Linked DNA regions of Homo sapiens: region 1 is linked to region 2. The links are chromatin loops, found by intact Hi-C in ENCODE. Cell type or tissue: mammary epithelial cell. All regions are shown on one strand.

Region 1 (8,000 bases), 140 kb after region 2:
GGGACATAGGACAAAATAACTGCCCCTGCTCTTCCAAAAATGTCTGGATCATGAAAAACAAAAAGACTAAGAAACTGAACCAGATTAAAGGAGACGAAGAAGCCGTGACAGCTCAATGCATCAGATGATCCTGGATTTGATCTTAGACCAGAAAAAAAGAGCATTATTACTAGGACAATGGACACAATTTGAATACACTCTATAGATGAGATCTGGGGTTGGCAAAGTTTGGCCCTTGGGCCGAGTCTGGCCTGCTGCCAGTTTTCGTGCCGCATGAGAGCTAAGCATGTTTTTTTACATTTTAAAGGGTCAGAAAAAATTTTAAAGAATAAAATTTATATGACACTTTGGGAAAGGCAAAACTATAGAGAGAGTAAAAATACCGGTGGTTGCCAAAGGGTTCGGGGAGGGGAAGGGATGAGGGATGAATAAGTGAAGCACAGGGGAATTTTTAGGGCAGGGAAACTGTTCTGTGTAATGCTGACATGGTGGCCACAAGATGCGATGCATTTATCAAAACCCACAGAATGTACAGCACAAAGCACGAACCCTAACAGAAGCAGTGAGCTGTGGTTAATAGTCCTATACCAAGACTGCTTCAGAAATCGTAACAAATGACCACACCACAGCAAGATGTGAATGATAAGGAAACTGTTGGGGAAGGGGACATATGGGAACTCTTTCTGCACAATTTTTCTGTAAACCTAAAGTTGCTCTAAAAAAAATAAAAAAGCCTATTAGTTAAAAGGAATATATTGTGATACACAAACATTATGTAAAATTCAAATTTTTATGTCCGTAAATGTTGAGACACAGGCATGGCTGCCTTTGCCCTCGGACGGCAGGTTTGAGCAATTGAGCACAGAAACCATACGGCTGCAGAGCCTACAGTATTTACTCTCTGACCTTTTATAGAGAATTCTGCTGACCTCTGGATTAGATAATAGTGCCATATCAGCCGGGTGCGGTGGCTCACGCCTGTAATCCCAGCACTTTGGGGGGCTGAGATGGGTGGATCACAAGGTCAGGAGTTCGAGACCAGCCCAACCAACGTGGTGAAACCCCATCTCTACTAAAAATACAAAAATTAGCCGGGCATGGTGGTGCACGCCTGTAATCCCAGCTACTCAGGAGGCTGAGGCAGGAGAATCGCTTAAACCTGGGAGGCGGAGGTTGCAGTGAGCTTAGATTGTGCCACTGCACTCTAACCTGGGTGACAGAGTGAAACTCCATCTCAAAAGAAAAAAAAAAGCATAAAATAGTGTTGTAACAAGGCTGTTGATTTCCGTGATTGTACTATAATCAGGTAAGATAAACCCTGGGTTTTAGGAAGCTACACAGACGCATATAGGAATACAGAGACATTAGGGCTGCAGCTCACTCTCAACTGGTTCAGAAAATAATGATGGATAGACAGATGGACAAAACATATATGGTAAAAAGTGAACCTTTAGGAAATCTGGGTGCTGTGTGAAGGGCATGTAGGAATGCTTTGTACTCTTCCTGTAACTTTTCTTTAAGTCTGATATTATTTCGAAGTAAAAGGTTAAAAAGAAAAAAGTATTATAGACCTTACAACCAACCAGAACATGATTTGAATTTCTGGTTTGCTTGCTATGTGGCTTTATAGCAGTGGTTTTGCCTTTCTGAGACTGTGTCCTCTTGTCTGTGAGGAAGGACTTCTTCTCAGCTTTGGAAGGCTTGGATGAGATCACGAACCTAAAATGCCACTCATAGCACAAAAAATTGGTGTGAATTCCAGGTGACCAGTTGAAACATCTACCTGGTGCCTGCAGAAACACTGTTCGCAGACATCTGCTTGCTGTGTCGTCCACGTGAGTCGGTGTCCATCCTCTGAAATAGCGGCAGCACTTCCCAGTAGCAGACCCTCTTTAGGGGCAGGTGACTTATGGTCAAGGCTGTGGACACTCTCCACCAAGAGCCGCTCCACACCCAGTTGTAGAAAAATGGACATATTTATGAGATCTGAACAGCCTGAAAAGGGGGGTGAGAAGATCTTGTGGAGGATCCGGAGACTCCTGGCGGAGGAGTGGGGACAGATAGTCTGAGTACTGGTGTGCAGTGGCGCAGTGAAGGCTCGCCGTCAGAGGCAGGGATCTGCCATCAGGGCTACCGCTGAGGTACAGCCACAGAGGTGGCTGTGGGCACCATGAATATTTCTCTCTATGCAAGCTTCTTTGCTCATCTGTAAATTCTGTAATAGCACCAGTTTAAGATAGAAGGCAGTGGATGCGCAGGCATCTAGTATTTATGGTGAAGTGTCAGGGTAAGAAACAGTGGCTTGTATTCACTTTGATTGGATAATACAGACCAACATTAGTAAATGCTTGACTTACCAAAAAGGAGCCTCATTCTGAAAGCTGAATCCACTGGGCTCCTTGGGAGCCATGAAATGATTTATTTAGCAGCAATGTGGACGCTCTTATGCTGGACGTGGGGAAGATTAGCCAAAAACGTAAGAAGGGCAGGTATGCCAGGAGCTACGGAAATGAAGCGGGTGTCTCTAACAGAGGGCCTGACCCACAGGCATCTCTCTGCTTCTGGGGAGCTCCAGTGGGAGGATTGTGATGGCTCTGCTCTTTGAACAGTCCCGATTCCCGTGTTGCCTCCTACTGAAACATTCATCCTGTTCTACACCAAGAGCGGAAAGGGGATATGATTTAAAGCATACCAACAGAGTGCATTGAGGAAAGGGCAGGCCGTAGTGTCAAATCCAGAATAGAATGGAAGAATATATCAATAAAACTGTTCTATTATCTGCCTGGGCACACCTCTGACCAACAGTGTTTCTAAGCAGTCACCTAAACAAAGTCAGCCGAAGAGCCAGTTCAACCAACTATGTGTAGCTTTGCTGAGTAGGTTCAGAGACCCTAGAACTGGAAGTGAAGATTCTGCATCCCCCATTGCTAGTGTCACTTACAAGGTTTTTAGCCCAGATAGAGATCACCTTAGTGTGTGTAGGTAGAAGTGATGAGGGATGGGTACAGAGAGGAGAGGCATCACGTATAGAATTTTTGAGGAGTCGTAAAACACACACATTTGTCCCCACCATTCCATTCCTTCCCTCTGTCTCCCTGACTTCCCTCCTTATCCCCAAGAGGAGGAGGTAAGGGGAGGCGCTGCTTGTCTTCTGGCAGCAAGAAGTTCTAGGATCGACATGACAGGGACCACTTTGCAAATTCCATCATATTTCATTTTTACTGACACTGCACAAAATGTTCCATTTTATAGGTGACTGGAGAGACTGAGAGAGATGGATTCCCTTACTCCATGTTCATATCAACACTGGGATTCGAGTCCAGATCTGTCCCGTTCCCTGTCTGAGTCTCCACTCTGCTGTGATGTTTCTAAAGTTCCTTGGGAACCTTCCTGTAGCTGCCAGGAATAATATCCCCAGGGTCCCTGGCTAGGACCCTGCAGTGTCCTGGGGCAGCCACCTCAGCTTTGTGCCGTGGACCCTGCCGCCAGTTCAGAAGTCACCTGTCAGAAGTCGGGCCTCTTCTGCCCCTGACTGTGTCCCCATGCGTTGCACAGCTGTCTCATGGGCCTCACTCCATTTTACGGTGGAGGCGTTTTTTAGCAGAAACCACTGTTCATTTCCTTTCAAAAAACAATCTTGTGCATTCCTGCCTAGAAAGTAGCTTAAAAAAAATCAATCGTATTGTTAAAGTGTGACTTTAACAAAAATGAAATATCTTGATATTTTAGCGTTTTAACTTTTTAGAAAGTGCTACTCAGATGTAATGGTTGGTTTTTACAATGTAATATGTGTTAAAAGTAGTTCTGAAATGAAGTTCGGCACTGCTTCCTTTGAACTAAGCAGAGGGCAGCAGGGTTATGAACAGTGGGAATTCATCTTCCAGTCAGCTTTTTTAAAATGAAAAATAACTTATGAACCTTCAATGTGTGACTGCCTGGGGCCCCCTTCTCCCTCTTCCTCGCCACCTCCCATTGGCTTTCTTTTTCACTCATGAGAGTGTGTGTCTCTCTGTAAGCTAAGAACAGGGTCAGAGCTGAGAAAACTGGGGGGTAAAGAAGATAGCAAAGAGAAGCACAGACTGGTGTCAGGCCAGGACCATGAGCTGAGGAAGCCCTCCAGGCCCGAGGGAGACTTCGAGGTCGCCTCACACCCACCCCATGCCAGACTGCTGCAGGGCACGATGCCTCAGACTTAGGAGGGTTTGGGGTGTGTTTTCCAGAGAAAGACTTTACAACATCTTTTAGAAAGGGAGGCCAGTCTGAGGTACAGCCCAGCTTCCAGAGGCCAGCTGCTCCCAGTGGCAGACTGCCAGCCCTCCGTGGCCTTGGCCTGTGCGGCAGGGAATGAGCCACGGGACAGGTATGGCAGCCTGGGAAAGCTGCCTGCACTTGGCCGCCCTTTCTTTGCCAATCTGTGCTGGAAAGGAGATTGCTCCACCAACTAGTGAACTGGCAGCTGCAAGCTTAATCCACTGATAGGTTGGGCTTAAATAAATCTTTTTTTAATAGGATTTATAAAATGAATGCACTACAATTATAAAAATATTGGAAAATTCAGTAAAGTATAAGAGAGAAATAAAAATCACTTGAAATCTTACCACCCAGAGATTATATAGAACAACATAAAGGAGACATTTAAATCATCATATAATTCTACTTCCACACTTCCACCTTTTTTTTTTTTTTTTTGAGATGGAGTCTTGTTCTGTCACCTGGCTGGAGTGCAGTGGGACAATCTTGGCTCACTGCAACCTCTGCCTCCCAGGTTCAAGCCATTTTCCTGCCTCAGCCTCTCGAGTAGCTGGGACTACAGGTGCGCGCCACCATGCCCAGCTAATTTCTGTATTTTTAGTGAGACAGGTTTCACTCTGTTGGCCAGGATGGTCTCGATCTCTTGACCTCGTGATCTGCCCGCCTTGGCCTCCCAAAGTGTTGGGATTACAGGCGTGAACCAACACGCCCGGCCTCTTCCACCTTCTTGAGATAACCACTGTTAATATGTGTCCTTCTTTTTTTTTTTTTTTTTTTTTGAGACAGTGTCTTGCTCTGTTGCCCAGGCTGGAGTGCAGTGGCATGATCTTTGCTCACTGCAGCCTTGAACTCCCTGCCTCAAGTGATCCTCCCATCTCAGCCTCCCAAGTAGCTGGAACCACAGGCATGTACCTCCATGCCTGGCTAAATTTTTGTATTTTTTGATAGACATGGGGTTTTGCCATGTGGCCTAAGCTGCTCTTGAACTCCTGGGCTCAAGTGATCCACCCACCTCAGCCTCCCAAAGTGCTGGGATTACAAGCATGAGCCACTGAGCCTGGCCCCTGTATTTTTCTATAAATACATATCGTATATAAAGAGAATCATTCTACGATACTGTTTTTAACCTTCTTTTTCACTTTTTAACAATATAATGTCTATAATTATATATCTACATCATTGTAAGAGCTCCAAAATAAAAAATTTTTAATTATCAGAAAAATACTTTGTAAAATATATCTGTGTTTTCTAAAAAGAGAGAAATTCTAAAAGAATATACACTTTTAATGAGAAGTGGGACTTACCTAGATGACTTATGTTCTACTTAATATTTTTCTATATTTTTCAAATATGTTCACTCCCCAAGGTAACTGCAGCTATTATTTTGGTATATTTCCTAATAATTTTTGTTTTTTTTTTTTGAGTTGGAGTCTCTATGTTGCCTAGGCTGGAGTGCAGTGGTGTGATCTCAGCTGACTGCAGCCTCCGCCCCCTGGGTTCAAGTGATTCTCCTGCCTCAATCTCCCACATAGCTGGGATTACAGGCACCCGCCACCACACCCGGCTAATTTTTTGTATTTTTAATAGAGATGGGGTTTCACCATGTTGGCCAGCTGGTCCCGAACTCCTGACCTCAAGTGATCTGCCCGTCTCGGCCTCCCAAAGTGCTGGGATTATAGGCGTGAGCCACCGCGCCCGGCCATAATTTTTAAAAGCATACTTCAAAACATGATTGGACTCACGCTGTCTGTAGGATTTTGCATCCTGATTAAATCACCTAAAAGTGTCCGGTGGTCATCTGCCCACATTACTGATGACCACATGATGGGCTTTCATGTGGGACTGCTGTGGGTTTTTTAATTCTTCAACAGTGGGCTGTTTGGATTATTTCTGATTTTTCACACTGCATCAGTAATGCTGTGGTGAACAGTTGAGCCCCTGAATTATTTTGTGTCCCTGTCTGAGTCCTCCTCAGGCTTCAATTCTGTAGAAATACAGTCCCCGGGTCAGGAAGTAAACCATGTTTAAGGCTATCACTGGGTCTGAACAGACTGGTTTCAAGAATTTCTGCTCACTTGTTAGTATCAGATAAGCTGCTCACTAGTTATAATGAAATGGGTACTGCAAATAACTATTGTTGATTGTCTTGTTTCTTTTTATTTTATTTTATATTTATTTATTTATTTATTTATTTATTTGAGACGGAGTCTCGCTCTGTCGCCCAGGCTGGAGTGCAGTGGTGCAACCTTGGCTCACTGCAATCTCTGCCTCCCGGGTTCACGCCATTCTCCTGCCTCAGCCTCCCGAGTAGCTGGGATTACAGGCACCCGCCACCATGCCCAGCTAATTTTTTTGTATTTTTAGTAGAGACGGGGTTTCACCGTGTTAGCCAGGATGGTCTTGATCTCCTGACCTCGTGATCCGCCTGCCTCGGCCTCGCAAAGTGCTGGGATTACAGGCGGGAACCACCACGCCCGGCCAATTGTCTTATTTCTTTTTAAAACGGACCTTTTGGTCTTATACTTAGAAGTTCTGTATTTATGAATAGTCAATTACAATATTATATCTAAATGTAAAAATATGCTTTTTTCCAAAAAAAATTCAAAATAAATTTTAAATCAAAAGGTTACCCAGCCTGGGCTCTACCAAACCCTGTCTCTACCAAAAAATACAAAAATTAGCCAGGTGTGGTGGTATGAACCCATAGTGGTCCCAGCTATTCAGGAAGTTGAGGTGGGAGGATCCCTTGAGCCCTGGAGGTCCAGGCTATAGTGAGTCACTGCACTCTAGCTGAGATGACAGAATAAGACCCCATCTCAAACGAAAAAAAAAAAGAAAGGTTACCCATCATATTAAAGTTTTAAAATAAAAGAAAAAAAATCTTAATATAGCCATCATTAACATTTTGTCTAATCTCCTTCCTGCCCTTTTTGAATTTTACATACTTGGAATAAAAGTATATGTAGTTTTTGGCCAGGCGTGGTGGCTTACACCTGTAATCCCAGCACTTTGGGAGGCTGAAGCAGGAGGATCGCTTGAGGCCAGGAGTTCAAGACCAGCCTGGCCAACATGATGAAACCTCGTCTCTACTAAAAATACAAAAATTTGTTGGGCATGGTGGTGCACACCTGTAATCCCAGCTATTCGGGAGGCTGAGGCAGGAGAATTGCTTAAACCTTGGAGATGGAGGTTGCAGTGACCCGAGATTCATGCCACTGCACTCTAGCCTGGGCGACAGAGTGAGACTGCATCTCAAAAAAAAAAAAAAAAAAAAAAGCATCTATAGTTTTGTATGCTGCTTTTTAATTTGACATACCAATGCAAGCCTTTCTTCCACGTTGCTATATAGTCTTCAGAACTATAATGATTTGATTACAAATTATTCCATTGACTTAATTTATCAGAATTTATTTAACCATTTGTTTATTAACAGTGAGGTTGTTTCCATATTTTTACCTTTATAACACTGTTGTGAATGTGGACTATTTTCTTAGGTTCAGATCCCCGAAGTGGATGGACTTGGTCTGAATTTACGTTTTTGTTCATTCGGATTTTTCATTAATTCATGCTGGCCTGTCTTAGGTTATTCCCAATCATTAAAGCTTAATCTTAAAGGACCATGTGACAATCAGGACAGTTCCATTGGCAGAGCCTCCGTGGCTACTGGGCTGTCCTTAGTAACCAAAGTGGTCAGGAGGCTGTCTCATTTGCAGAGTGACCCTTAGGAGGCTCCAAATGTTTCAGACTCA
Region 2 (8,000 bases):
CTTCCTAATTTGTTTGTTTTGTTGTAGCTGCCTGTGTATGGCTGCGTCTCCCCAGGTACAGCATGCCGAGTTTGGCCACACAGCTATCCAGGTACTACCATGTTTCCAGTACAATTCTACATTATCCCTCTGCTGGTGTCGTGGGTCTTTTCTTTCTTAAAATGTTTTTAGGCTTTGGTTTAATAATAGAATCAGTGGAAGGAATATTGGAGTTTCTGTTCCGTAACATACACATATATCAAAGCATCATGTGGTATACCAGAAATGTACATACTTTTTACTTGTCAATTAAAATAAATATTTTTTTCTAAAAAGGAGATATTGGAGTTAAAGACTATGATTTCAATTCTCATTGATCATTGGAGCTACTGTCCTTTACAAAAAAATTCTATAACTCAAATTTTATTTCGTGAATTGAGGAACGTGGCTTTAATTTAAAAAAACAGAGTCTTTTAATCGATACTTTTAAGGGTATTTGAGTTTTTAAAATTTCAACCATATGAATACATATTATGATAATATATATGCATATACATTTATATATTTATTTATTTAAGTGCATATGTCTGTTTTAACCAGAACTACAGAAAAACTTAAGATTGCTGAGATAGAACGTGCCTTTGTGGAGTGGTCATTTCTCCCAGAGAGTGAGAGAAGACTTAGAGTAGCGGGTCTGGAGATTTCTGGTAAAAGGGAAATGCACTTTCCCTTGACACGAGGTTCACAGCACAATTTTGTTGTGTAGGTGTTTGTGTCTCTGGTGGGTCTCTGGCATGTGTGTCTGAGTGCAGGGGACAGGGGCTCTGGGTGAAGAGGAGGGCTGCTTTGGCACTGTGCTGCTGCGCCTCCGAGGCTGAGATTCAGATTCTAGGTGTGAGCGAAAGGAGAACAGCGTTGCCCATCAGCAGTCAGCTAGATCGCTGGGTCCTGAACATGCGTATCATAGGACCATTGTCAGTTTCACCCACCATGAGGCTTTCCTGAGCCACTGGTCTATAAAAACTTTTAGTTTAATTCAACCTGCCTCCTACATGCATTAAGGAAAAGTTTAGAAAATTAAAATTAAAGTTGAAAGTGAATATTCTTTTTTCTTTTTCTTTGAGACAGAGTCTCACTCTTACCCAGGCTGGAGTGCAGTGGCACGATCTCGGCTCACTGCAACCTCCACCTCCCGGGTTCAAGCGATTCTCCTGCCTCAGCCTCCTGAGTAGCTGGAATTATAGGCACACACCACCACGCCCAGCTAGTTTTTGTATTTTTAGTAGAGACGGGGTTTCACCATGTTGGTCAGGCTGGTCTTGGACTCCTGACCTTGTGATCCGCCTGCCTCGGCTCCCCAAAGTGCTGGGATTACAGGCGTGAGCCACTGTGCCCGGCTGAAAGTGAATATTCTTCTCAGAAAACTTACTGAGTTTGCTTTTGTATGCCCTAGGTAAACATTTGGTAAGTTGCTCTCTTCTCTGAACAAAAATGAATCCTACGTAGAGTAGTTCACTGAAGAGTGATTGAATGATGGCACCACTGATCCCTCTTCCTGTTTTTAATTTCCGTAAATAAGAAAATACACCTTTTAAAAGAAACATCAAACAGTAGTTTCATAAATTAAAAAATGATGGTTAATTTGGGGGTGGGGGGATAGCCAGACTCTGCCTAGGATTGTCTAGATTACTTTTCATAGGCAACCTTGATGCATTTCAGGATTTAAGTTTTTCTGTAGCTTTTTAGTTAATAAAATGCTTTAAAGGTCAAAGGTCTATAATTTTGAAGGTTTTGCTCTGTGTATTTTTTCCTTCTGTGATGTTGGGGTTAGGTGTAGTGTCTCAGATTGGCCAAATGAGTTTTTCTTGGTAGACGGCTTTAAAAATTTTTTTTAATTTTAATTTAATAGGTACATAGTAGGTGTATACATTTATGGGATGCATGAGATGCTTTGATACAGGCGTGCTGTGCATAATAATCACATCATATAAAATGGGGTACCTATCTTCTCAAGCATTTATCCTTTATATTACAAACAAATTATATTATTTTAGTTATTTGAGCATGTACAGTTAAATTATTATTAACTGTAGTCACCCTGTTGTGCTATCAAATACTAGGTCTTATTCGTTCTTTTTATTTATTTTTATTTTTTGCATCCATTAACCATTCCCATCTCTGCCCCACCTTCCCACTAGGGTGGGTGTCTTTTTTTTTTTTTCTTTTTTCTTGAGACAGGGTCTCGTTCTGTCACTCAGGTTGGAGTGCAGTGGCATGATCATGGCTCACTGCAGCCTTGAACTCCTGAGCTCAGGTAATCTCCCACCTCAGCCTCCCAAGCAGCGGGGACTACAGGCACATATCGCCATACCTGGCTATTTTACTTTTGTGTTTTGTAGAGATGGAGTCTTACTTTTTGCCCAAACTGGTCTCAAATTTCTGGGCTCAGACAATTCTTCCGCCTCAGCTTCCCAAAGTACTTGGCCTCACAGGTATGAGCTACCGTGCCTGGTGCGTCACCAAATTCTCATGACCAAACCCTTCTCTGTTCTGTTGGGAGGGAGGGTAGACAAGATGACCTTTCTCATCCTTTGCAGGACTCTCTGCAGTATTTATGCTGGTCTTGGCAAAGCAAGTAGACTAAAAAAAATTTTTTTTAACTTTTTAAGCAGTTCCTTTGAATGCATTCTTTTCTAAGAATTTGTGATTATTACCATTTTCATCTTTATATTGGAACAAGTTAAAATCATAGATACATCTTCACAGTTAATTTCAGCACAATGAAATAATGTTTTGCTATCTGCTTTATTTTTATTTATTTCAGGCTAATTCTCTAATTTTACTGTTAATTTAAGAATTATCAATACACTATATAGCAGCCTCAGATTTACAAAGAAATTGTGTTTTCAAAATTTGTGTGCTAACTTGTCTTTTAACAATTTGGTCCCCATTATTTATGACAGTTGGGTTTTCCTAGCATCTCACGTATGTCCTCTTGCCCCATACTGCAATTAAACCATGGGAAACCGTCTTATCTGTTTCTGTGTCACATTCTGGCTTGCTGGAGCACGTATGCAGTGGGAACACTTTGAGCATCTCTTTCTACTTCTCCATCGTTCAACTCAGGACATAACAACCATATCTCGGACATTGCTCAAAAACGTTAAATTGGATACCTAGCAATACCATGGCATATGACTTAATTAATTTGCCTCGGTAGGTTAATACTTCTCTTATATTTAAGAAAACTTTTTTTCTTTCAAAGTAACTGTTGAACTTTACACACAAGTAAAAGCAAACATTTCATAGAAAATTTCAAATATGCAAAAGTAAATATAAATAATGAGTGAATTCTTCTGTACTCATCACTCTCTTTCACAGTTATCCATTTATGGCCAATCTTATTTCACTTCTTTCTACCCACTTCTCTGCCAGTATTATTTGGAAGGAATTCCCAGATACTGTTTCAGTTTTCTCATCTGCAAATATTTTAGTATGTGTCTCTGAAAGATGCGAGCTCTGTTTAAAAACATAATCACAATTCCACCGTCATACCTAAAATGAAACAATCTCTTCATATAATCTCATGTCCAGTCAGCCTTCCAGTTTCCAATTAGACATATTTAAAGATGGACTGTAGTATCTGTGCATTGTGTATAATAAGCACATGTGTATGATGAGCACGTTGGTCCTGTTGCAAAACAAATGTGAGAGAGAAACAACTGATGTTAACCCCTGTAACTTTTAGGGCAAAGTTGATTTCTGTGTCCTTGTTGAATGCCACATTTTAGCCCCCATTACAAGGCCATTCTGCAAATAGCAGCAAGTCGCCAATTGGAATAATATGCAGAAGAACCCTGAATGTTGAAATATGGGGGTTTTGTTCCAACTCTTACTCTTTCAGAACTAAACATGAGTTCCTCACCCTCTCTTTTCTGCATGCTAAGTCCTGGGTCTCTTTAGCAGGGACGGTATTGATTTTTGTTCTGTATGCTTTCAGCTCGGGTTGATGTTTAGCCTTTGACCCAGCCACTTTCTTACAATAAACAGTTTGTTGATGAGAGCAGCTGCTCAGCAGATTGTTTCCAGATTGTTCTCTGACAGCTGAGGACAGAGTGCACCTTACGAAGAAGTTGGCTTGAAGCTGATGGCGTCTCCTTCTTACCCTCTCTGCCTTTGAAGCCAACTGTCAGCCTCTGATCATTCCTCTATTTATATCCAGTGAAATGGTGTGAATCTGTGGCACTAGAAATCAGGCCTCACCTACAATCCTGAATATTTAATTTTGTTCTCTGAATGAATGGTTGCAGCATTTTCTAGAAGTTTCTGCCATATGGAGCAATTCCTTACTTTGCAGGAAGAATTTCCGGCACTCAGTACATAGGAGTTAGTGTACCATGGGGTGCTATGTAAGAAAGCAGACAGGCTGGGCTTTATTTTGTTCAGGAATCTGTGCTCCTTGAATATTTAAAGGCTTTCTATGCAAGTAAGGAATGAGATTACTTTCAAACTGAGTATGTATTATCTGCCTTGTGACTTGAGCCCTTTTAAAACAGTTCTCTTTATTTATTTTTCTACTTTTGAAAGAGAGTACTTCATTTTTTTTTTTTTTTAATGCAAGAGACAGATCATCCAATGACTTGGTGATTTACGTGGTCCAAAGTCACACCTTCGTTTGGATTTCTGCAGCTTCCCCAGTCACCTCCAGCTGTTACCTAGAATGGCCTGTCTGCTTGCAGCGACCTTCATTAAGAAGGGAAGGTCCGAGCTTTCAGCATGAGAGCCAACACTTTTTACTAAACTGGCCACCAGAGGCTGCTGTCAGAATGGTGAGGCTGAGCTCACCTCCCCGGAGGCAAGTTTACTTTTTCTACAACCAGTAAATTTTGTTAAGCTACCAATCCTGGTTTCAAAACTCAGGTCTCACTACACAGCCTCCAGTCACCAAGCATGCTTACGGCTGTAGCCCTTACAGCCAGGTATGACGTAGGAACTGGACAAAATTCAAGACCTAAGATTAAGACTTGTGTGTTTTTCATTCGGTGCCAATAAGCTGTTATTAATGCACTGATTCTGCATATACTGAACAGCTTCATGAAACGCACTGGGGTTTGTACTCGGGGAAAGTGCGCCCTGCATTTGGGCTGTACAAGATCTGGGTCTGTGGAGGGATGGCTCCATGAGGATGGAAATCTGTGGTTTTTCAGGGAGGTGTTCTTGCCTCAGAATGGTTCAGCAGCCCTTCCCCGGCAAAGGCAGCATGAAGGCTTGTTCAGATCAAAAGCTAAAAGGTGTTCTTCATTGCTGTTTTGCTTTTTGATTCTTTATGAAGGCTGTTTCTTTGATGATTCCACGATTAACAGCAGAACAAAAATCTACAGATCATGTAGGAGCTGGCAGGGCCTTTCAAGCTTCTGGGGAAAATCCTTTATTTCTCCCCCAATTTTTTGTTAAAAAAAATTGGAACTGAAGAAAAGGTAAAAGAGTCATACACCAACCCTATAAGCCCTGTGGAGCCTTCACCCAGATTTACCACTGGTGAACCTTTTGCCACATTTTCCTGATAAAGAGGGCCTTTTGTTTTTGTTTTGAAGATGCAAATGTTACTTCCTTTAAGTAAACCACAAAGCCCAGACCCTATTGTGGGTTGTTTCTAAGAGTGAGAGGCTTTGACATCTTTGCTTCCAGGAGAACGGCTCTAGTTTCTACTTGGCCCGGGGAGTATTTGTTTTATTTGAAGTAAAAGCAGTAGCCTACTAGTTTGTGATGGTTCCGTATGGCTGTGTATCACCCTACAGGGTTGAGGGGGATATTCCATCTTCATATGAACCAGCATTTATAAAGCACATGTGTATAAAGTTCTTAGAGTAGTAAGATTTTAAGTTTTAAATTGGTCAGGTGCAGCGGCTCATGCCCGTAATCTCAGCACTTCGGGAGGCTGAGGTGGGAGGATCGCTTGAGTCCAGGTGTTGAAGACCAGGTTGGGCAACACAGCGAGACTCCACCTCTACAAAAGATAAAAAAAAAAAAAAAAAAAAAAAAAAATTAGCTAGGCATGATGGTGTGCACCTATAATCCCAGCTACTTGGGAGGCTGAGATGAGAGGTTCTCTTGAGCCCGGGAGTTGAGTTTGTGATCGCGCCACTGCACTCCAGCCTGAGGAACATGTTGAGCAAGCAAGACCCTATCTCTTAAAAGAAAAGTCTTAAATTACAGAACATAAAAAAATCTTACAGCCGGATGCTATGAGGACAGATAGTTGATCTTTTATACTCAACAAAGGGATTCTACCCCTCTGATCTAGGAAAATTCCACTGATGATCATGTCACGGGTATAGGATTTGAATTTTTTCTTGCAATTTCCTAACCCAAGTATCGTGACTTGGAACCTTAGATCTAGTCACTTCCATAAGATTTTTTTTAGGTGGTTTGTATAAGTGCTATTGTTGTATTATTTGTATAAATATCTGTTTTCCCCATTAAACTGTCATGCAAGCTGATTTGAAAGCAAGGACCATATGTTGTTAATCTTTGTATCCCTTTCCCAGTATTTTGCTTATAGTAGACATTTAGTAAGCACATTTTATTTGGACACTTGCAAAGTGTTTTGGTTTTTCCCCCTAATGGATTGGGAGCTGCTTCCTTGGCTCCTGTGCACCGAGAGCCCCCAGAGACCCCAGGGACAGGCCGGCAGTGCACAGCCCTCTCTGCCCGAGCGGCTGCCCGCACAGTCCAGCTCTGTATTCTGGGAAAGCAGGATAAATAACCTAACAGGTTGTTAGGTTATTCTTAACAATCATGTTAAACAGTTTCTAGAAGAATCAGCTGTGGGCATGCCGGAGGAAACTGGCCAGATGGAGTTTCAGGGAAAAGTTGGAATTGTTTTGTGTGTTATTAAAAACACTTTTCAGTAGAAACTCTGCTTTTCTCCTATGAACGAATGCACCTTCTGAGCCGGAGCTTCTTAGACCGTGGCCTTGAGTGTGTGGGGTTAGACCCGCCCTCTCCTTGCACACGTAGGGCAGTGTTGGACGCCGCTCCCCTCTCTCCTGCCAGGCCTGGCCAGGTGTTATTCCCTGGGATTCTCTGAATGTTCCCAAGTGTCATGGTGACAGCCAGTTGGACCAGTGAACCTTTGCTAAGATAAGGTCCTGGAGCAGAAAGCTCTTGGCCTCTTGATATGGGGCCGCTTCTCTCTTTCCAGGTAACATATATTTTAACATAACATGATGTTAAAATTTCAACTGAGAATTAAACAGTGGAGGCTAAACATTGAATCTTGAAGCTCCGTTTTACCAGAGAGAGATGTTCTCGTTTTCTCGTTAGAAAAATGAAGAAGCTGCGGTCAGCCCAGGGAGTGCCTCTTGCGGCCTCACAGCTGATGGTGGCAGAGCTGAGGGCAGGATCCCATGCCAGAGTCCCCTGCCCCCACAAGAAGCCCAGGTGGGGCTGGCAGGTAACAGGCAAATAGCTGAGGATGGTGGGGCGGGGGGACATGTCAGCATCAGAAGGAAGGGAACGTGTGAATGGTCACGTTGGTGTGCATGTCGGCTAGGATGGGCACCTCTGGGTGCACCAGGCAGGGCTGCCTATGGGCCCCCAGGGCTCAGCCCCAGCGTTTTCCATGCCCTCCACCCCCACGCTGCCTGCTCTGTCAGAAGCCTGTTTGTGTTGGGCTGAGACAAATGGCGGGCGTTTTCCTTGGGCAGGCTTAATGAAGGCCCCAGAGACTCCTGTGGGTGTCGGTCCCGCACCCACGAGACCAGTGAGTGGAAGTTCGCGTCTCTCATTGTGGAGGCAGTGGCTGAGCTGCCCCATAGAGCCGCCCTCGCCGTTAGAGCCAACCCTGGCTTTCTCTTTGGTCTCTGCACTTGCAGAATAGATTCCGCTTCTACAGTGAGCCTGTTTGGCTTGGTGGAGGTGTGATGCCTATAAAACCAGCCTTATTAGAAATGACTTATTCACTCCCTGCTTTTACTGTTCTACTCAAGCCTTTTGTGGTCTTCGCTAGTTGGCAGGTA

Evidence for each region. Peaks named below come from ENCODE experiments on the same cell type or tissue, not always from the same donor. Only the 100,000 strongest peaks of a DNase experiment are listed, where the experiment ranks them.
Region 1: a loop joins it to region 2, with 3 times the contacts of the local background. A loop is called at or near these places in 6 of 110 quality-filtered maps.

What each region holds. Positions count from the first base shown.
Region 1 is chr21:36,769,669-36,777,668 of GRCh38, reverse strand. The region is part of intron 6 of HLCS (holocarboxylase synthetase); the gene reads left to right. Among named protein-coding and RNA genes, the nearest start is that of SIM2, 75 kb to the right of the region's middle. In mammary epithelial cell, no CTCF peak of the experiment used is centred here; a DNase peak (open chromatin) is centred at 4,338.
Region 2 is chr21:36,914,543-36,922,542 of GRCh38, reverse strand. The region is part of intron 5 of HLCS (holocarboxylase synthetase); the gene reads left to right. Among named protein-coding and RNA genes, the nearest start is that of HLCS-AS1, 48 kb to the left of the region's middle. RefSeq lists a silencer at 4,660-4,954. In mammary epithelial cell, a CTCF peak has its summit at 4,801 (motif pointing right); no DNase peak of the experiment used is centred here.